Regions from separate parts of the Mus musculus genome. Here region 2 is linked to region 1. The links are chromatin loops, found by intact Hi-C in ENCODE. Cell type or tissue: left cerebral cortex. All regions are shown on one strand. Each heading gives the region's core, and the rest is flanking DNA. Links, peaks and the distances in the headings are about the cores only.

The links. A loop is a pair of places that touch in the nucleus more often than their neighbours do. Peaks named below come from ENCODE experiments on the same cell type or tissue, not always from the same donor. Only the 100,000 strongest peaks of a DNase experiment are listed, where the experiment ranks them.
Region 2: a loop joins it to region 1, with 5 times the contacts of the local background. A loop is called at or near these places in 9 of 42 quality-filtered maps.

Annotation. Positions count from the first base shown.
Region 1 is chr15:25,953,419-25,964,284 of GRCm38, forward strand. It overlaps Retreg1 (reticulophagy regulator 1), which reads left to right. Exons shown (of 9, transcript NM_001034851.2): 4 at 10,806-10,866. Among named protein-coding and RNA genes, the nearest start is that of Mir7212, 11 kb to the left of the region's middle. In left cerebral cortex, for the core only: CTCF peaks have their summits at 1,899 and 6,139; a DNase peak (open chromatin) is centred at 6,120.
Region 2 is chr15:25,722,768-25,733,633 of GRCm38, forward strand. It overlaps Myo10 (myosin X), which reads left to right. Exons shown (of 41, transcript NM_019472.2): 6 at 1,117-1,241; 7 at 2,305-2,318; 8 at 2,429-2,513; 9 at 3,653-3,756; 10 at 9,203-9,332. Among named protein-coding and RNA genes, the nearest start is that of Myo10, 110 kb to the left of the region's middle. In left cerebral cortex, for the core only: a CTCF peak has its summit at 8,445; DNase peaks (open chromatin) are centred at 4,360 and 8,513.

The sequences.
Region 1 (10,866 bases), core at 1,380-9,379:
GTGGACCATGATTCCAAGAATCAGCCAATGTCTATTTATTTACAAGAAGCCAATTCTTCCTGTGGACTCTTGACAGTGGGACAGTGGGAGCCATGCTGTGGACCTACCTGTCCCCATCTCCCTCTCTCACAGCCTTGCTTAAAAGGACACTCATTCCCGTCTCTCGCTCCTATGAGACATGTGAGTTGACGAATGACAAAATTCAGAGAAGTGCTTCATTCTTCCACGCATCATCCCTTTCTATCTTAAAAGCATCATACGGGAAACTGATATAAAAAGTTGCATGGATACAGACATGTATTTAATCTTTGCCTGCGGTGTCTTATGGCTCTGACAGATAGAGGGATCCCCAAACCTGTTGGGGTTGAGCAGTTTCACTTGTATAGTCCAGGACCCCAAGTCCTGGTAGTTCTATTGTTGTAATGGTGCTGCCCACAGTAGAAAGATCCTCTCCTGTCAGCTAATGGAATTCAGGTAACTCCTCACAGGCATCCTGGGAAGTCCTTCTCCCAGGGTGACTCCTGGCTGTGTCCTGTTGATAATTAAAACTAACCATAACATCATCAAAAAGTAACTCAAAGCATAGCGTCCCTAACAGAGGGATGATGGGGATCTCTCCCGGTTTCTTTTGTATATTGTTTATTTAAAATAATTAGTGCTCATTTAAAAAGAAGTGGCTTTCTTTTGCTCAGCAAGCCCCATTAGTCTTATGTGGCTGTGTTTGCATTCCCAAAGACTCATTACCTCTGTAGCCTTCACCTAAGGGTCCAGGTTCCCGAGAAGTTTAGGATAAAAATGTTTACCACCCTGTAAAATGGATCTACGTGCTTGTGTGGAGACACTGCTTGGGATGGCCAGGCTCAGTAAAAGGACGCTCCACCGTAGTTCTATTGGCCAGGCTCAATAAAAGGACGCTCCACCGTAGTTCTATTGGCCAGGCTCAGTAAAAGGACGCTCCACCGTAGTTCTATTGGCCAGGCTCAGTAAAAGGACGCTCCACCGTAGTTCTATTGGCCAGGCTCAGTAAAAGGACGCTCCACCGTAGTTCTTCTGTGGTTCTGGATGCTTCTCACCCAGGAAAAGTAAATGACTGGGCTACATCAGAAAGCCATTTCTCTGTATTACTTTTTTTTTTTCTAATCTCATTGATATAAGCAACATATTGCATACAAACAGAACGTAGAAGGATTATTTGTCAGCTGTGTATTTGTGCATCGGTATGTGCCTGTGCACAAGACAGAAGGCATCTAAAGTCATTTTACTACTGGGCATGGCCAGTAAACAGTGCCCCCCGTGGAGAAGAGGAATAGGTAGATCTCCCGCATCTGAGAGCTGTGATGGGTGGGCACATACACAGCAGCATCCTTTTGCATCTCTGGTATCTTGAAAGTGATTTCCTCAAAGTGCCTTTGGCTAAGCAGATGATCTCCAGTACACTGCTTGACATTTTACACACACGCACATAAATTGCAGGTGGCAGTCATTAAATTCCCCTGCACACCGCCGGCAGAAACTTGAGCCAGCCGATTACTCCAGTGGCAAAGATAAGTGTCTGTCACCCACAGGTAAGAATGAAGGACTGTGATGAGCAGGAGCCTGTCACTGGTATGGTTCAGCCTAGACTGCCCCCATCCTCTTTTGGTATACTGTATTCCCTTTCGTTTATGAATACACATTTTTAAAAGGGAGGCTTCTGCAGCAAATTAATAGTGTGTGTGGAAATGAGGCAGTAGAGGGCCTCTTTAATTGTGCCTTCCACACCGCCAAATTCATACTGCACCCATTTAACCCTCATGCTGCCCGTGGGTACTGCATTATGCTAATTTACCATTAACACCTGCACCATCTACACCATATCAAGTTTTTTTCAAAATATACACGAGTTTAGCAGAGCAGAGATACCCCGTTGAGAATGCAGTTGATTTTATGCCCAGTAGGGTGTGGTCATTTGGCATGGATATATTCTTTTCATAGCTGCTAATTATTTCATTCAACTGATGGCTTACCTACAGAAAGAAACAAATAAGTACACTCTTTAAAGAAAGGCTCAAGGCATGAATGTGACCTACAGTCAAACGGTCCACCGTGTTGGTTAGTAGCTGATACCTGTGCAATGCAGGAGAGTCATCAAGTTTTTTTTCCAGAACCCATGTTATCCTTCTTTATCATATACATCACAATTAATTTTCTTTTGTATTAATTAATGATTAATTAATTAATTGGCCTTTGTATTAGACACAAGTTGGAATGACTCGGCAATTCTGTCAGTTTGGGCTCAGACCCAGTGTCATTAGTCTAATCTCTAAAGAGCAAAATCAGGAATTATGTTGTCCATTGATCGTTTTTCAATTCTAAGAAACATATTCTTTTAAAAAAAAATTGTCACCAGTTTCATACCTCTAAACCTAAGATCCAAAAACCAGGGAATGGACATTTACTTCTGAGCCCAAGTGCAATAAATCCTGGACTGTAATTTGCTGGAAACTACAGATCAAATAGAATTCGAAGTTGGCATACTCCCTCCACAATAACAGGTTGCTTTCCGTGAAGCCTGGTTCTTGACTCTGATTTTTATCTGCCCTTTGAGGATAGAGTGGAAGTCTTTTCCTGCTTCGGGACAGACAGGGAAGTGATTGAATCAAATCTTGGCGTTGGTATTCAAGAAGGACGGGCCTCTTAGTCTTCCACATGTCTCCATTGAGTGCTTGCTTGCCTTATACTTGGGAAGGTCATTTCCTTGCTTGGGACCTTGTCTTATAGAGCCTAGTTATTAGACACTAACAAAGGCAGAAAAGTTGAAAATGGCTGGTGTCTTATCCTCAGGCACGTCAAAAGAATCTCCCAGCTAGCAGAAGAAAGCATCCTTCTAGATGGTGGATTAGATAATCGTGTCTCCCTGTCCCAAAGTGGCACTGCTTAGTTTGAGATACATGGGGGAAGGACAGTCTCAAGGACTGGCCAATTCCTGTTCCTTTTCAAACTAGGGAGGGAGGGAGGGAGGGAGGGAGGGAGGGAGGGAGGGAGGGAGGGAGGGAGGGGTGTGTGTGCATGCATGCATGATTGTGTGTAAGTGTACATGTTTGTGTGCGTGTTCGTGTATGAGGGGTCTAAACAGAACACTAAGTTGCCCAAAGAAGGTGGGGCTCAGCTTCTGTGGGTAAGAAAAACAGGCACGGAGCTGGCGCCTCTTTGTCCCTGTCCCTGGGAGAAGGTGCTCCTTGCCTAATTGGTCTGAGAAAGTGAGAGACCGCTCTGAGCACTCTGTAATTGTTTAATCTCTTGCTTGCTTGTTTAATCCTCCAGTTGACACATCCCATTTGCTTCGTCATGGCTCTAATTCTGTGTGTGGAGAGAGACATTTCCCTGTCCTTATTTTGTTCCTCTCCCTACACATATTCACTCATAGAGGGCATAGCAAGTCTCCAGGGGATTAAGAAAAAATTCCGACACGTTACACTAAGAAATGGTAAAGTGTGTAACCAGATATTGACTGACCTTTCTAAGAAAAATTCAACAGGAATTAGCATCAACAGATGGTCACCAGCAGTGAGCATGAGACCCTGAGTCACTCGCTGAGAATGAAAGGTCTCTAGGCCAAAACGTATTTATAGGTGTGAGGGCTGCACCAGCTGTTTGTCACAGTTGCTAGGTGACAAGTTATTACAAATCTTTTTTTAAAAGCTTGTTACATTGGACGATGACATGGCTAACTTTCTGAAAAATACTGTTTAGCTTCGATTTATGTATACTTCCTATCTCTAATAAAATCACACTGTGAAACAGTCTCCCATAGTGCTCTGCCAGGAATCTTCTAAGTATGTTTGAATGTGATTATTGGATCACGAATTCACACATGACTATGGAAAATCTACAAAGTTACCAGAGAAGTGTGTGTGAGGCAAGCACTGGAACAAGCGAGCTCTGTCCCCAGGCCTTTCTGCTTGTCTCAGAGAGCTCAGAAGAGAGTCCACAACATTTTTAATGTGATTTAAAATCCAATGGGGAGTGAGCATTACAAGGATCATAAACCATCACAGTGGAATTTCTGCATGAAGACAATAGAAAAAGCATGGCTTCCAGTAACAGATCTCCTGAGCCCCATTTTCTCTGGGGGTAAAATGGAGACTGGCACACCAGTCCTGACTCGCAGGGTGCTGTGGTGACTTGTTGAGAGAACAAGGATCACGTAGTGATGATCTGAGACAGTGCTTGCCGATGAAGCCCTTAGCAGACCGCAGTCAGGGCCGTCCGTCATTATACAGAAGGATATAATTTAGTCTGAGCAGCTGGCCCCAGACTGTAGGATGGCTACTGGGAACTGCATAGAAACTGCTACTGTGCTTGAAAGAGAGAAGAGGCCCAAGTTTGGCCTAGAACCAGGGCTGCTCTTTACCTGTCTCTATTTTGACTCATTTCGTCGTAGTTAGGGATGGATGCCCTCTGCCATTCGTCTCTGAAGTGATCTGTATGTTCCAGTGTGGACCGTGTACTTCCTGTGCCGGTCACTCCTGTTCCATGTGACCTTGAGCCACACAGATAAAGAATCTAGACTTCAACTTCCTCGGCAGTAACCTGGAATATAATAAATCAGACATGATCACTAAAATGAGGTTATTGAGTTTCTAAGTGTCGGAAGAGTCCCTGTCCCCTGGAAGGTGTTGTCTGCTCATGACACTCTGGACTTGAAATGGGTTTCTCTGTTTATCTGAATCATTATTCAATCTCCCTGGCTCTTTTCAACTTAAAAAAAAAGTTACCTAAATAAAAAGTCTTGCTAATCTGTGTAATCTTATTCTACAATTATTTTTAATAATTGTCTGCCTCATAATTTAAAATGTATAGTTTTCAGTTATTTTAGCTTAAAATGTGTTAGTTCTTTATTTTGTTACAAATGGCAGAAATAAAACTGAAAAACAGCTTTATGAAAAGGAAATTGGCCTTAGTCTGTAGATGGCCTTGCTGTGTACATTGCTTCTTGGTTTTAGCAGTACTAAGAATTCAAACTGGACCTTCAAGATTCATTTATATTCTAGTCCCTCCCCCAACACACATAACATACAGCACACACACACACACACACACACACACACACACACACACTTGGTTTTTCCTGTCCCTCTCTTTCCCATCTCTTTGGTAATTATCTCCTTTAACAAGTTAAAAATATGTGAAAATATTAAAAATGTTTTGTTTTGAAAAATAGTCTTCACTTTTAAATAGACTTTGCACTTTGGGACAGTCTATAGCCACACAGCAACAAGTTTATCCTACCCTGTCCACAGCAATGAAAACATTTTGTATTTAACAAGTTTGTCTCTCTTATCCAACCCCCTTAGTTTACAAATTAATTTTTCTCTAGTAGCTTGAGATTAAAAGCTATTTCTAACATGTCACTTTCATGTGTGAAGTCTCTCTCCCTCTCTCTCTCTGTCTCTCTGTCTCTCTGTGTGTGTGTGTGTGTGTATACATGTGCCATGTGGGCATGGGTGTGTTCTCAGGCACTACGTGGTCATGTGTCATCTCGCTGGTTGAGGGCTATGCCTCCTCACTTGAAGTCTCTGGAGTTAGGAACAGTAACAGTAAGCACACTTGCTGTAGACTCAGTGGACTATGAGAAGCGAAGTGCCCACAAGAGATCTTACTTTTTGAAAATGACACTAAGACTCACTTGTTTCGGTATTCGTGTTGTTGGTCAAACCCTAGCTAGCACATCTCCCCGCTTTCAGATAGACAGTTTATTTTTTTTTTCCATTTTTATTAGGTATTTAGCTCATTTACATTTCCAATGCTATACCAAAAGTCCCCCATATCCACCCACCCCCACTCCCCTGCCCACCCACTCCCCCTTTTTGGCCCTGGCGTTCCCCTGTACTGGGGCATATAAAGTTTGCCTGTCCAATGGGTCTCTCTTTCCAGAGATGGCCGACTAGGCCATCTTTTGATATATATGCAGCTAGAGTCAAGAGCTCCGGGGTACTGGTTAGTTCATAATGTTGTTCCACCTATAGGGTTGCAGATCCCTTTAGCTCCTTGGCTACTTTCTCTAGCTCCGACAGTTTATTTTTAAAGAGCGTTGACTCTCATGTTTCCTGATCTTAGAGAACCCCCTAATGGAGAATACTGTGTCCTACACTGTGAAGCCACAGACAGCGCACGAGAATTCCATCAGGTTAAATGTTAGACTGCAGCCAGCACTTTTTACTGGGCATGATAGCACATGCTATAATTCCAGCACTCTGCAAGTAGAAGTCTGAGAATCAAGAGTAGTAGGCTAGCCTTAGCTACATAGCAAGTTCAAGGCCATCTTGGACTACATGGCATCTTGATTCAGAAACCAAACAAACAAACAAACAAACAAACCAGCAACAAACAAACACACCCCCTCAAACCTTGCTTTGGATAACTTTATATTTTTAAAGATTATATGTTTTGTGTGAGTCTGTGTACATGACTGTAGTTATCCAAAGAGGCTAGAGGTGTTGGATCCCCTCTGGCTCTGGAATTTCAGGCCTGTGTGAGCTGCATGAGGGGGCCATTCTTGAAGCTAAGCTTTGGTCTAGGGAAGCGCAGTGCATGCTTTTAACTGGCGAGCTATCTCTCCAGCCCTGATAACTATCATCTTAAAGGAAAAGAAGTACAAAATAACGCAAAGACACGCACAAAAGTTTTCGTTTTTTAAAAAATTCGATTCAGACCTATTTGACTTTTTGAAATCTACTGAACAACTGAATCTGGGAGGCCCTTTGGGAGCCTGGTTGTAAAAGTTGCCCTCAGGACCAGGGCAGAGCTTAGTTCAGAGATGATTCATTTTCTTGGCTGTTGAGCCAAGACCCCACTGGGTGCTCTATCAATGACTGTGGATATTGAGGTTTTTCTAGTTGAGTTGAGGACATGGAGGCTTCTTCGCACAGACACTGCTCTTTCTATGCGTTCATTACAGCCCTTTCCTGCTGTCTGAGTTTCTCATGCAGGCACACCTATCAATCCTCTGCTGAAAATGTCAGGGGATTCCCCTGCGGACCTACTAAGTGCACTCTCTCTATTCATCTACTCTCGGGCCTGGGACTCCTCACTCTTGGGTCAGCTCAGGGAGATGACAGATCCCACCTGGGTGGCTCCTCTCTGCTCTGGCTTCTGGAAATTGTAAAGGCAGTGAGCTAGGCAATTGTAAGAGTCTTGGTGCGTTCTCTCTCTCTCTCTCTCTGTCTCTCTCTCTCTTGCCTAATGAGTAAATCTAGCCCCTGACATACCATCTTGCCCTGGCAAATATCTCTGTCTATTTTTTAAAATAGTACTTCCACATATTTTGCTTACAGTGACTCTTAGGGTAAGAAACACATGGTGCAGAGTGCCTGGATCACTTATTCTTGCAAGTTTCTGAGCTTCCCCTAAACTGTTCCACCAGGATCTTCTCAAGTGAGGTCCAGGCCCATTTCAGTAGCCTGGGAGCCAGACACCACCAATGAAAAACTCCAAAGGGTGGACTTCCGTACAGCATGCACATGACTAGTTACAGTTTACCAGGACAGGGAGACAGAAAAGCAAGGATATTGGCCTAAAATTCAATTCAAAGCTCCTTCCTGTTGATAAAGGGGCTGCTTGTCCCAGGAGCCATCATATTATGTTTACAGTCCATAAATTCTTCAGCTGTTGACAAAGGAGTTTGGGGCTAAAGGTTGATCAATACCTTGCTAAAAAGACTAAAGAAAACTTAAGTAAATGGCATTGAGATTGATCTAGCTGTCTGTCTGTCTATCTATCTATCTATCTATCTATCTATCTATCTATCCTGAGAGAGAGGAAGATTTGCAGATTCTGGAGCCAAGCCTCTCTGAAAGCTAGACTGGCTACAAGGGGACTGGGACCTGTGCAGTGACATAAACTCCTAGGACTAAAGGCATGAGGGCCCCAAGAAACTGAAGCTGGTAGGATCCAATGGTGATGCTTCGGTGGACCTTCTCTAGTGGCCACAGTGTACCACTGGCTCACTGTTAAGAAACACCAAGTTGGGAGGGAGTCATGACACTACTTTGTTTTGAACCTGGAGTTTGCATGTCCTGTCTGAAAGCAAGGAAGAAATATTAACAATTACACTGGTGGTAACTAAATTTTCTCCCTTAGAGGAACTTTCATCATAGATGGTGTGTGGTGTTTGGTTAAGAACTTGGTAAAATCTAGAACTGTTTTGAAGGCTAAAGTGTATTTCACTTCCCTGTATGATGGTGGGGCCTTGCTGTGCGTATCAGCTACTGCAAGGATGATAAGACAGCCAGAGGGAAAAGACATCTCCCAGACTTTGTCCAGGATTCACAGAGATTACTACTCTGCTATTATGTTTCCCAGGCTTTCTAGGGAAACCTAGAGTTTTGTGATGGAGCAACAAGTGGCGTGCAGACGTCACTTGTCCTAACCCCCAGAACTACGCATGGGTCTTAGTTTCCGCTGAGTATTTGGATTCTGCACATGACATGCTCTGCTTTCCTGGAAAGGCTTGGGCTTGAATGAACCCACACTGGTGTTGGTCAATCGCAGTTCTTTTTTTCTTCATTCTAGGAAGAAGAGAAACAAGGAATGTTCCCTATTCTCAATAATAACGTGTTTTCTTTTTAAAGGGTAGCAGTGAATTTATTTGTTGTTTGAAGGTTACATTGTTTAAGTTCAATGGAATTGGAAGGCATGAATCTTGTTCTTAGGTCTTGACTCTGTCCCTAAGTAGGTGAGACAACTTGGGTGTGTTTAAATGTTCTCCATCTACAACATGAAGGAATGGGAAAAACTGACATTAGGTCTGACCTCACTCCAAATTGTAGAATTCTGTTACCCATAAAAATATGGTGACATAAATTAATGGTTGACTCACTTGAAGACTATAGAGATGCATATTCCTATAACAATCACTGTTTCATTTGTTTCTAAAAATTTTATCTTTATGTGTATGGGTGTTTTGCCTGTATGTATATCTGTGGACTGCACACATGCATACATGTGGAGGTTAAAAGAAGTCGTTGGTCCCTGGAACTGGAACTAAAGATAGTTATGAGCTGCTGTGCTGGGAACCAAACCTGAGTCCTCTGAAAGAGGGACACGTGCTTCTCACTGCTAAGCCATCTCTCCAGCTCCTCACTATAGCATTTTCAACAATTATATTGCAGTGATCAATTCTTTTGAGTCCATGGTCCATAAATGTGAAGGGATACCCTTTCTTAATCTCCAAATTCATATTTTATATTCAAGTCCTATCTCTATTTGGCACAATCGGAAAACATTTGTTCTTGTCTTCAACATTCATTACATTTTCCAAAATCATTTGTTTAGACACTAATTTCAATCTGCATACACTGTATTTCTGTTCAGAATTATAACAATTCAGTTGTCAGTGAGAATTATTTGCTTTGCCAATATCAAAGCTGCAAATAATGGGATGTGTCGTTTTAAAAACATTACCTGAGATATTTCTCAAGGTGGAGAAACATCAGGGAAAATCAGTTACAAATTGAGTATTTTCTTCCCAGCAAATGATACAATCTGTAGACATTTATAGGAAAACAGTAGCATTGGTATTCAAGCTGTAGAAGTAATTAATGTATTCATCACAATGAAAGGCACCAAGGGGAAAATTGATCGTATTTTATTGAAAATGTGAATACATTAGCAGATAATGTTCACTTGACATCCATCAAAAAGTCCTTAACATGAACTTGTAGGGAGAATTGATTATTATACTAACATTAACATTTCCAATGTTAGGGCATTACTTACTAAATAAAATATATGATGTCATCCTTGAGACAGAAATCCTAAAAGTAGCCTTCAGAGCAAAGTTCTAGCATCTAAACAAAGTAGCGTGTGTGTGTGTGTGTGTGTGTGTGTGTGTGTGTGTGTGTGTGTGTTACTGGGGAAAGATACTTCAGAAGCACAGGGAGTACTGGGCTGGTGAGGTGTCTCAGCAAATAAAGACATTTGATGCAGAACCCTTGGCAACCTGAGGCTAATCCTCAGAATGCACTAAACGGTGGAAGAGAGAACACACTTTGCAGAGTTAACCTCTGACTTCTGGTCATACTCCGTGGCATGTTTACATGTGTGACACAGCATGTATCCACATGCATACTAATTTTGTTTTCAAAATTAAAAAGGGGTATAGTAAGACACCATTGAATTAACATTTTTCTAGAGTTGGCCAGCTACTGCATATATTGAGACCATACTGTTGGTGTTATTAATCATTCTATGTCTAATATCCCTGGTTCTTTCAATGTGCTGTGACTTCTTATTCTTAGGGTTTAAGTTTTCAACAAGTGCTGCAAGGCCCAACATGAGCTATTCCTGGTTCCTGTCAGCTTCACTTGTCGTTCTCCTCCTGATTCATGTTTCTGGCACCACACTGCAAGGCTGGACAGGGTAGAGCCTATTCTAGGCCTCTCTATATTCCCCTGTTCTAGGGCTTCTCTATATCCTGTGATGCTCTATAGTCAGCCCTTGGGGTAAAGTACTAATTCATCCCAGATCTGAGCTAAAACAATGAGTTCTTCAGGAACTATGTCCCAGAGCTCCAGCCCTGGCCTCCCTAATGTTTCCCATGTTGGAGTCACATAACTACTTCTGTAACTAGTTGCTTCTGTCAGCATCTAAGCGTTTTGAGTTGGGTATCTGGCTGGTTAGCTCTCTGAACTCAGAGCATAATAAGGCCCACAGTAATCTTCAAGGAATATGTGCTGAAGCTATGACTGTTTGGTGGTTGGACACTGTTGTTGGTGTTATTGTTATTGTCGCTGATGTTCAATTACATTTTTTTCTCTCTTTAGCTGGGAAGTCATCAATTCCAAGCCAGATGAAAGAGCCAGACTGAGCCAGTGCATTGCAGAA
Region 2 (10,866 bases), core at 1,301-9,300, 230 kb before region 1:
AGCTGCTGATGGAAGCTCTCAGACACACACTAACCCAGTTGCTGTAGCATTCAGACAGAGAAACGCAGTCAGTGTGAGCACAGGGCATTTGCACAGCCTCACTTGGGACAGATCAGCAGTACCCAGCCATGATCCTGACATGAACTGACAGAAGGCTGTGTGGCTGAGTATCATCTGCTGACTCATTTGGTGTCTGATTAGCGCCTTGTCAGGTTGTACCGAGAGAGACATTACAGACCCCGGATGCAGAGAGCTGACCTGGGGTCAGCAAACTGCAGCCTAGTATAATATCCTGCAGTTTTGTTTTGGTTTGTTTTCAGTTGGAGATACAGCTCAGTGGTAAAATGCTTGCTTAGCATTTTCAAGGTCTAAAGTACCATGCATACACTTGTGTACACACACACACATATACACCTGCACACACACAAATTACACTTAAGTATATATGCCTTTAGTTTTTAGCCCTGCTTCCAGCCTGTAGCTCAGCAAGGGTCATCACCCTCCATTTTCAGAGTTCTTCACCCGCCTCCTTCAGCGTTCTTCATAAATAATTTCCTTGGGACCCTGCCATGCTTGCTTGTGCTGTTTCTGGCAACTTTTAGACAACAGAAGCAGCACTGAGTAGTTTCAGCAGGGACCGCATGCTCTGAAAGCTGACAATAGCATCTGGCCCTTTACGGCCCTGCCTGTCACACCCTTGGTCTATCCTGACTCTGTTTAACAGTTGGAGAAGATCTGGAAGATGTTAAATAAATTACCTCCAGGCCATGGTGCAAACATGTGGAAGGCCCAGCATCCAGGGCTTTTCAGATCCTAGATGGGGGGGTCTCTTCTGTACATCTCCCGGGCACTGCTGTAGCCAAGTTCATTTGTCAGAGCTGAGCCATGTGGTCCCCTTAGCTGTGCAGCTTCCTCTCCCTGCATAGCTAACCATCTTCTTAGTCTCTCTCATTCTAGAGGATGTTCAGGAGAAGCCCGTCTCAGCAAGTGTTTAGAAAAGCCAACTCTTCTTTAAATAAACAGAGTCAGGCTGGACCCTCCCTGGGCTGCAGATTCCTTCCATTTGTGTGTATTAGCGTTGGCCCTGAGTGATGCCCTCTTGTCCTCTGTCCACAGCCCAATCATGGAAGCATTTGGCAATGCGAAGACAGTATACAACAACAACTCCAGTCGCTTCGGGAAGTTTGTTCAGCTGAACATCTGCCAGCAGGGAAACATTCAGGGAGGAAGAATTGTAGATTGTATCCTGTTTCGTTTCATGGCTGGCTTTGTATTTGGCCCTGACAGTGAGAACTTTGTTCTCTTACTGTAAGGGGCCCAAAAGAACGTGAAATACTTGTTTCTCTAGCTCAAGGGTTCTTTTCTCTTTAATATCATTGCATCTGGCCTGTTAGTTACTTTACAAGGTAAATGATCATTTTTCCTTTGGAAATGTCTCAGATTATGCCCATAGTCTAGATTCATCGCTTATTATCTGATTTCTGTTGCTATAATGTGATGTCTGACGGGATACTTGATAGGAAAAAAAAAGTATTTATCAAGTTTTGCCTTTTAAAAAAAAATAGCCGTAAACCAGAAAGTAGTGATACATACCTTTAGTCCCAGCACTTGGGAGGCAGAGGCAGACAGGTCTCTGTGTTTGAGGCTAGCCTAGTCTACAAAGTGAGTGCAAGAACAACCAGGGCTATACACAGAAATATAAACAAACAAACAAATAAAAAAATAAAGATTAAAGCAGCTTTATCTTAGGTCACCGTTTAGGCTAAGATATTAATAAGTCAAGTATTCTGGCTCTGGTACAAGCCATCTTGCTCCGTTGTAGCATGGTGGTTAGCGTCCTAGATGGCCGGCGGGGGCATGCCTGAGAGGTCACATGCCAAGAAGTTAGAGGAAGAGAGAACCTGACTGGGCGGACTCCACCCTTGACTGTCTCAAGAAACTGACATGCTTGTAAGATCAGCATTAGCATAACTATAGTAACAGTGACCTAGCCACCTTCTCTTGGGCCTCACCTTGTGTGAGGGCTCTTCCACATGGCCCCTTGGGGCTACATTTAAGCCATGTCTGCCCTGGAGCAGCACTAGAACCAAGCACTAGTGTTCAGTTGGGCACCATGACATTGGGCCTGGGTTTAGGTGACGTGGGCTTTGCTTGTTTGGTGTCATTTGGCACCAGTAGCAGCAACGCAGACAGATGAGTGAGCCACAACTCAAGCAACCAGGCCAGCACACTGCTCCCCACCCCCACCTCCATGCCACCAGTATCTGTTTTCTTCCTTGACCTTCCATTACTTCTCGAATGAAGATTTATTAGAAAAAGTAAGTACTCATGGCTCAGTTTTCCTATAATGACAGTTTTCAGAGATTGTTTTGTATTAAGTGATAAAAACATTTATATATATATATATAAATTTGGTTTCTCCTCACAGAACCGAGTAGTGAGGCAGAATCCCGGGGAGAGGAATTATCACATATTCTATGCACTGCTGGCAGGGCTGGACCAGGGAGAGCGAGGTGAGTGACGAACAGGTTCAGCAGAGACAGGGGGGTGGCAGCTTGTCTCCTGCTCAAAACACACTGTAGATGGCACCTCAGCAGTCCGTGATGTCCACCAGTTGCAGTAAAATGTGTGAGTGCAGCGGGTGTACCAGAGATGCCGGCTGAGGTCATCTGAGGATCACCCCAGCACAGGGGAAAAACTAGCAGCAGAGAAACCTCAAACTATTTGTAATCTTAGTACACTTTGAATGTAACGGATATTTGTGAGACATATATAATGTAATGCAAGCAGCTTTATTTCTGTGTGTGTGTGTGCACATGTTTATCTGTGTTTTCTCTGTACATACACATGTGTCTGTATTTTTGTATGCACGCATGTAAACTAGTGAGTTCCCATGTTTGTGCATAGAGGCCAGAAGGTGATGTCAGAGGCACCCCCATTGCTCTCTGCATTACCTTTGGAGCCAGGATCTCTCACTGAACCTGGACCTTGCCATTGAGTCTGTGCTGGTTGGCCAGCGAGCCTGGCGTTACAAACTCACTACCCCATATGATATATTCTTTTAATCATTTATTTTTGCTTCATGTGCACTGGTGTTTGAGGGACTCAGATTCCTTGGAACGGCAGCTGCAGAGGGTTGGGAGCCGCCACGTGGTTGCTGGGAATTGAACTCACGTCCTAGGGAAGAGCAGCCAGTACTCTTAACCACTGAGCCATCTCCCTAGGCAAAGGTTATACTTTTAAAACACACCTAGGTGACAGTCATTTCTAAGTGTGTGCTTATTTTCCTTTATTGTCCTACTAGAGGATAGCCTGAGAGCTTCTGTGTCCTAAGCGAGCCCTCCCACTTAACCATCCCTAACCGAAATGCTTGGCTTTTAGAAGAAAACAATAAAGCAAGAGTCTCGTTAATGGGTTCTCTATGGTTCTGCTTACTTTAATGAAGTTTTTATTTCCCTGGGATTTCTAAAAAGTAGCTCTACCAGCATCTTAGTGTGTGGTCATTTGGGATATAGACTTGGGTGTGTGCTCTAGTTATTAAAACCAGAATAGAGTCTTCAGTGTACTCAGGTAAATTACAGTGATGTCTTCTGAATTTTGTCAGCTATACCAGCCGGGCACTGATGTCGCATCTTTCTTTGTCTTTCTGTAGAAGAATTTTATTTATCTTTGCCAGAAAACTACCATTACTTGAATCAGTCTGGGTGTACGGAAGACAAGACGATCAGCGACCAGGAATCCTTCAGACAAGTTATCGTAAGTTCAGTTTTAAAAATGTTCTCCTGATAAGAGTAGGAGTTTCATTTTTGCTCTTAAAAAAAAGGGTTGTTTTTTTTTTTTTTTTTTTTTTTTTTTTTTTTGGTAAGGAAAACAGAAATAACTACGTTTGAAAGAACACATAAGAACAGTTATTTCTTTTCCTGTAAGTCAGAGGGAAGCCTGCTTTCTGGGCTAGAGGGGAATCCTAGGTATCCTTCAAACATGATGAGTGACAGCGTCAATCAGGACAGAGGTGTGGCTCACTTGGAACAGCATGTTCAGAATCAGTGTCCTCCACTCTTAAAAACAAGACTCATAGAGCCCCAGGCTTTGCCCTACCCCACCCCCCACCCCTAGCCACAGTTCTCCAGTTTTGAGTCTGTAGGTAGGATTTCTTTTGAAAAATAGTTCCCTTAGCCGTGGGACAAGGTTACCACTGGTGCTGACTCATGGTGGCAACAGTTGCTAGTGTCCCTCAGTTTCACAATGCCTCAGGACACTGTGACTTGCATTGAATGAGCCTGGTCAGCGTACTCTGCGAACAGCCTATCTGAGTATGGCTGGAGGTCACGTGGTGGGCTGTGTCTTTGCCAGAGTCCTCAGCTTTAGAGTACAATATGTCCAGGGTTGACTCATGTAACTATATCTAATCAGGTATAAATATAGCAGACACAAGCGCATGCATCCCTGTCTATCCACTGCTCACGGTCTCATACTTAACTGTCAGCAGAGGGAAAACGTGTTGTCAGGTTTTTAAATGTACTCATCTATTCAGGCCTTTTTTTTTCCCTGTTGCTGTTTCCTAAACAGTACAGTGTAACGGTTATGTATATATACTGCATTGGGCACTATAAGTAATTTGGAGATAAGGTATAGAGAGGATGTACATAGGCATGTACACCTATTTCTGAGGTATTTGAACATTCTCAGATTGTAATGCCTACAGGGTGCCTGGAACCAGTCCCTGTGCATACCAAGGGGTGCTCACACTTCCTGTCCTAAACATTACATGGATTTAGCTCTGCTCCTAATGGCCATGCCAGCTCATTAGAATGGTGTCTTCTGGGAGACTTGCAGAGCTGATGAACAGCCTGCCCTTAACCTACACATGTCTTCCTGCTTTCAAGACTCTTTAGACTTGTCATTTTAAGTCATTCAAAGGTCAGAAACTCTCTGATCGTTCAGTATGTGGTGTCTTCATCAATAAGGTCTCCACATCCAGGGTTGGTGTGTAACCAAGGGCAACAGTAGTAGCCTATACAGTTCAGGGAACTTCTACCCAACAGGTGACAGACAAATACCAAATCATTGATTTCAAATCAGCTATCAATCACACATAAATTTTCCCCATCCCATGTATATAATCTGGTTTGAAGTTGGAAACTGAATTCAAGTGGGGAATGTGGCTAATGCCTACAATCCTAGTACTTGGGAGACTGAGGCAGGAGGCTTGCCCTGAGTGTAAAGTCAGCCTAATATACAGACTTAGATCCTGTCTCAAAAAAACAAAGGAAAGCAGAAAGGGGGAAAAATGGAATTCAAAGCAGACGAGGCGGTGATGTGATTTTCTTTCCTTCTGCATCTCTGTTCAAAGCCACACAAATGTCCAGAGCAGTGCAGAGTGGTCCATCTGTGTCTCTGTCTCTGTCTGTTCCAGCTGTCTCTGACACTGACTGTCACTATTCTATCTGTCCTCGGTTATCAGGATCAAAACTGGGGCTCCACACACACAAGGTCAGGGCTCTGTGTCTGGCACCCCCTGAAGAGAATACTCTATGTATATACCTCAGAGGGGAGGGGTCTAGGAACCTAGAAGGCAGGTGGCTTTGTACTGGGAAAAGTGTGAGTCCAGAACAGGATGAAGAAAGACAGCTTATAGCACAGTTGTCTCCCAGCCCCTGTGGGGTACTAGTGAGAGAAAGCTGGATTTTGTGACGTCTTCTTTTAAAATATCATATTAACCCCAGATCTCTGAGTCCTGTATTGCCAAAGGTAACCAACTTCAGATAGAAAATACTTCTAAAGAAGAGAAAGAAGGTTGCATCTACAAAATCCGTGCAGCATCAGAACTGCTGTTTATGTAGCATATGCCCTGTGTCTGGTAATCTAGAGGTGGTGAAGGCCAGGCACAGTGACAAATGCCTGTGATGTCAGCATTGAGGAGGCTGGGGCGTGGTGACTGATGCAAATTTGAGGCCAGCCTGGGCTGCTTAGTGAGCGCAAAGCCAGCCTGGGATACAGAACAAAACCTTGCCTATAAGTAAAGTATTCAGAATGACCACATGGGTCCTATGCAAAAGCCACGCAGTTTTAAATGCAGAGCTAGGTTTTTGTTTATCTCCTGGGACTCCTAGCACTAGAGCCCCAGAAAGAACTGGGGTTTAAGTAGTCCCTTCATTCTTTTCTGGACTCTCACTTTGCCACAGCAAACCCTTCTTTTCTCTCCCAAATCAAGAAGCATGCGTTGAAATTAGCAACCCTCTTTATTCTTGAGGAATCAGGGGAAAGAGATGTCCTTGGGAGTTTCTTCTTGTGTTTATGCCCATTTCTGGAAGCTGAAGGAAAACCATTTGTTATTAAAAGATACTGTTGTTATAGACAGGTAATTATCTAGTTTAGCCTTGCTGCAGGTCCCACTCCCAGAGAGCCGCGGCCACCAGGGAGCATGGCCTGAGAGGGTGTTGGGTACTGGCCGCTCTTCTAGGGGCATCGTTTCCCCCCACAAAATGGTTCCCTTCTGTTGGCCCCAAGCCAGTTCAGACAGTTTGTCTTTCTTAATGTCAGTGTTTCAGATTTACAGTTACATTGAAGTAACAATTGTTGGCATTTGAAATCCGATCTTAGGACAAAATGATATATCACGTTAAAATGCAGGAAATTTATATATGAAATGGACATAATGTTCCTGACTAATATATTCTAGTTGCACATTCTCCTTATGGATATCCTTATAGACCTGTAAATATTCAACATACAACTACTTATTAGGTTTAGCCCTCCATAAGTATTAATAAAAGTGTTAGGTGATTTTACTAACATCCCAAATGTGACATTTTCCTATTATTTAATCATTTAGTTTTATTCTTGGGAGTTCTAAGCAAGGCTTAAAAAAAAAAAATAGCCGGGCTTGGTGGCGCACACCTTTAATCCCAGCACTCGGGAGGCAGAATCAGGCGGATTTCTGAGTTCGAGGCCAGCCTGGTCTACAGAGTGAGTTCCAGGACAGCCAGGGCTACACAGAGAAACCCTGTCTCCAAAAACAAAAATTAAATAAATAAATAAATAAATAAATAAGAGTCCAACTTTGACAGAGGAAGAGGAAATCTCTTCCTTCCTGGAAACAGCAAGGTTTCGCTCCTCTCAAACTTATGAGAATTAGGGATTGGTATTTAAGGTAATTTATTAGACACATAGCTAAGACCCCTGCTAGCAACTAAAACACATGGTCAAGAATAACATTTAGAAACACTGAAAACTTTCTTATGTAAGAAACGAGGGGGGCAGGAGACAGGAATAGGCACTACTCATATTAGAAGTTATTTTACATATCATATTCTTATGGCCATAGAAGTGGAGACAAAACAATAAATGTTTCAGAGTGTTAGTTTACATGGCACAATTCTACGGTTTTATTTTGTTCTATGCCATTTTCTTTGTTTTTTTTTTGTTTGTTTGTTTTTGTTTTGTTGTTCTTGTTTTTGTTTTTTGAGACAGGGTTTCTCTGTGTAGCCCTGGCTGTCCTGGAACTCACTCTGTAGACCAGGCCTCGAACTCAGAAATCTGCCTGCCTCTGCCTCCCGAGTGCTGGGATTAAAGATGTGCGCCACCACCGCCCAGCTCTATGCCATTTTCTGAGTGCTGTGTTTTCATAAGGGACGTACAGTCTTCTTAATGACCACATGATTATTGTTTGGGAGGGCACCTGCTTTTCCATGGACTGCAAACAATGAGTGTATGCTCAGTGTCATAGCCCGCTTTAATATAGCCTTCAAAATTGCACCATAAAATTTTTGGCTGAGATTTGAAAGCTATTTCAAGTCAGAAGTAACAACTAATTTATTTTACTGCCTCCATCTGGCCCCCTAGGTTGGGGACTCACGAATGTGTGTGAAAGTGGCAAGGACTTTGATGCGTGAAGGTCTGTTTGGTTCTCTGACTTCCCAAACACTGCATACATGCCCAGCATCCTTGGCTGTAGACCACTGCTAAGATTTCTAGGCCTCATAGACCTCAGTGCATATACACAGTGGTTTTGAGTGGCGCGTGGCCGTGTGTGTGTGTGTGTGTGTGTGTGTGTGTGTGTGTGTGTGTGTGTAAGTTCATGCTACATGAGTCAGACTGTATTACTTTTTCAAACAAGTTTTTTTTTTTTTTTCTCTTTGAATCTTGGAAAACTTGGGACTTGTTGACCCAGAGAACAGATAAAGGGTTAGAAATGGTGCTGATTTGGTAGCATCTTTGTCAGGCATGCACAGAGCCCGAGCTCAGTGCCAGCACTGAACCATGTAAACCATGTGTGGTGGCACTCACCTAGATTTCTATGAGGAGGTTGAGGCAGGAGGATTACGAAGTCAAGGTCCAAGCCAGCCTGTGCCACTCACATGACCCTGGCCTCAAAAACCAACCAAAGCAGAATAAGAAGTGGAAGAGACTCTGGGGAGATAAGGGGTTGATTCTCGAATGGCCCTGCAGAGGGAGTATGTCAGCTTCCTAGCTGAGGATACTGAAGCACGGGGAAGTTTTCAAAGCCCAGATCAGGGGTGTTTTTGAAATAACGATCCCTTATGCAGGGACCCGCAGCAAGGAGGAGGAGGAGGCAGCGAGTGGGTAGCAGACAGAGAGCCTTGTAGTACTTCCCGTGAGAACACTGGTGCGTGCCAACGCTTCTGCAGAAATTCTCCTTGTAGGGCATATATGCAGCAGTGTCCTTCCTTGATGCCTTTCTTACTTTATTTAGCCAGCTGCAACTTGACACAGAGAACCCCACTTTGATTCTAACAGCCTCCAATCAACATAAACTAATGTCATCCATGAAATAGTTTCATATAACATATGTAAAACATAATGTGACATTACTTAACACACTGCATTCAAAGTACCTGTTGTTTCTGCGTGTCCCCTTGCCTCTCCGGCTTCTATAAAGACAGCAGTGTTTGTTGTGCTTTAATATTGGAGGAGAAAAGCATCCTACTCATGCTGTGAAGGCAGGGATTCCTAAGCTACTTAGTAACATAAGCAAGAGGCTGGCTGTGTCACACACGTGTGGCCATCTACTGAAGGCAATCTTCACTTCTGGTTTTTTATTATTATTATTACCATTATTTTCTTGGACATGGAACATTGTTAAAGTCAGTGGTTATGCATCAGTGTTTTATTCTTCTTGTCTTTAGAGCCGTACCTAATAGTGTAACTTAGTCATGGGCGGGTTTTCCTTTTCTTCTAGACGGCAATGGAAGTCATGCAATTCAGCAAGGAGGAAGTTCGGGAAGTTTTGAGGTTGCTGGCGGGAATTCTGCATCTCGGCAACATAGAGTTTATCACTGCTGGAGGGGCGCAGATTCCCTTCAAAACAGGTGAGGTGATGCCTGAGCCCCACCCTGACCCCTGATCACCAACCCTGTCTCCCCTTCAGTGCTTTCCTTACAAGAGACTAGACCCAGAAAATTGGCACCCAGTCTTTTACAGAAGGTTTTCTGGCTCCTAGAGTAGAGCTACAGATTTCCCCCATCCTTTGGTACCGGGGCTTGAACCCAGGGTCTCACCCCCTCAGGCATGCTAAGCACTTACGTCAGCTCAGGAGCTGTGGAGCTCCACCTGTGTGATGTCAAGTGTCAGGGCAAGAGTCCAAGGTGCCAGACCTGGGCTTGGGCTCTGTTCTTGTTCTTACTGAGAAGGGAAATGGGCCAATAAGTAGACATATGAGCAGCAAGTGTTTGATACAGGAAAGCGTGGTGCTATCACCCTTTGCCTTGGTTTTCAGAGTTATCCAGAGGGGTTCATAGCTGTACTGGAAGCTGTGCCTCCTGCTAGTTATCCATTTGCACTGTGACTGCCTTTACTTTAAACGTATAAAATGTCAGCTGAAGTACTTTAAATATATATATATATATAATATTTTTATACATAATTTATATATAATGTAATTTTTTAGAAAGGTATCTGATAGAACCAATAAATCTTGTTGCAGAAATTGGGTACCGGGTGTGTTTGGGATCAAAATAACTCTCCAGGAGCCTGGTTTCTCCTGGTCAGTGTTTCAATGTTTATTGTGTTTGATTCCCACGTAGTTTCTATCAATGTCTTAGGAGCCTAAAAAGTCTTTGTTAAAGAGGGAGAAATGGCTTAGGAATTGAGAGATGGGTGGCTTTTGGAGAGGATCTGTGTTTTGCACTCTGTTTCTAGAGGAACCAGCACCCTCTTCTGGTGTCCTCAGGCAGTGCACTGCTAGTTAACCGTGCAGTCACCTCTCTCTGTCTTTCTCTCTGTCTCCTGTGTGTGTGTGTGTGTGTGTGTGTGTGTGTGTGTTTCTCTCTGTGTCTCTGTCTCTCTGAACAGAACCTTTGCATATGTGGTAATGTTTGTTCATATTTACTGCATTAAGAGCTATGCAGTGAGTTTAGGTATGGTAGTACAGGTCTGATGCCAGCACACGGGTAATGGTGCATTGCCAGTGATCCTAGGCTACAGAGCAAAGCTACTGCCAAGCCAGGCAACCAAGCATAAGACCGTCTCTTAGCAACAAAAAAACCCCCAAGAAACAGAGAGGAAATGTGGCTCAGCCAATAAAGCGCTTGCTCTGGATTGTATTGTAGATGTATCCATTGATTGAATTTGGGTACCACGCGATCGGTTGTTCCCAAAATTTTGACCATCTGTGGTTTTCTGTAATAAAGCAGAAGGACTCAGTGCCTGGGCAAGGTGGTGCCTGTGACCTTGAGATGCTGGAGAGCTCTGTGACTGTTTTCACGGTGGCCCTCAGGTGGCTTTGCTCCTACCCTTCCCTGACCAGAGCAAAAGCTCCTAAGAGGGCATCACAGAACATCACAGAGCATCTTACCAAACTGAATTTAAAAGCTGATATAAGCCATTAGGAGTACTTGCTGCTCT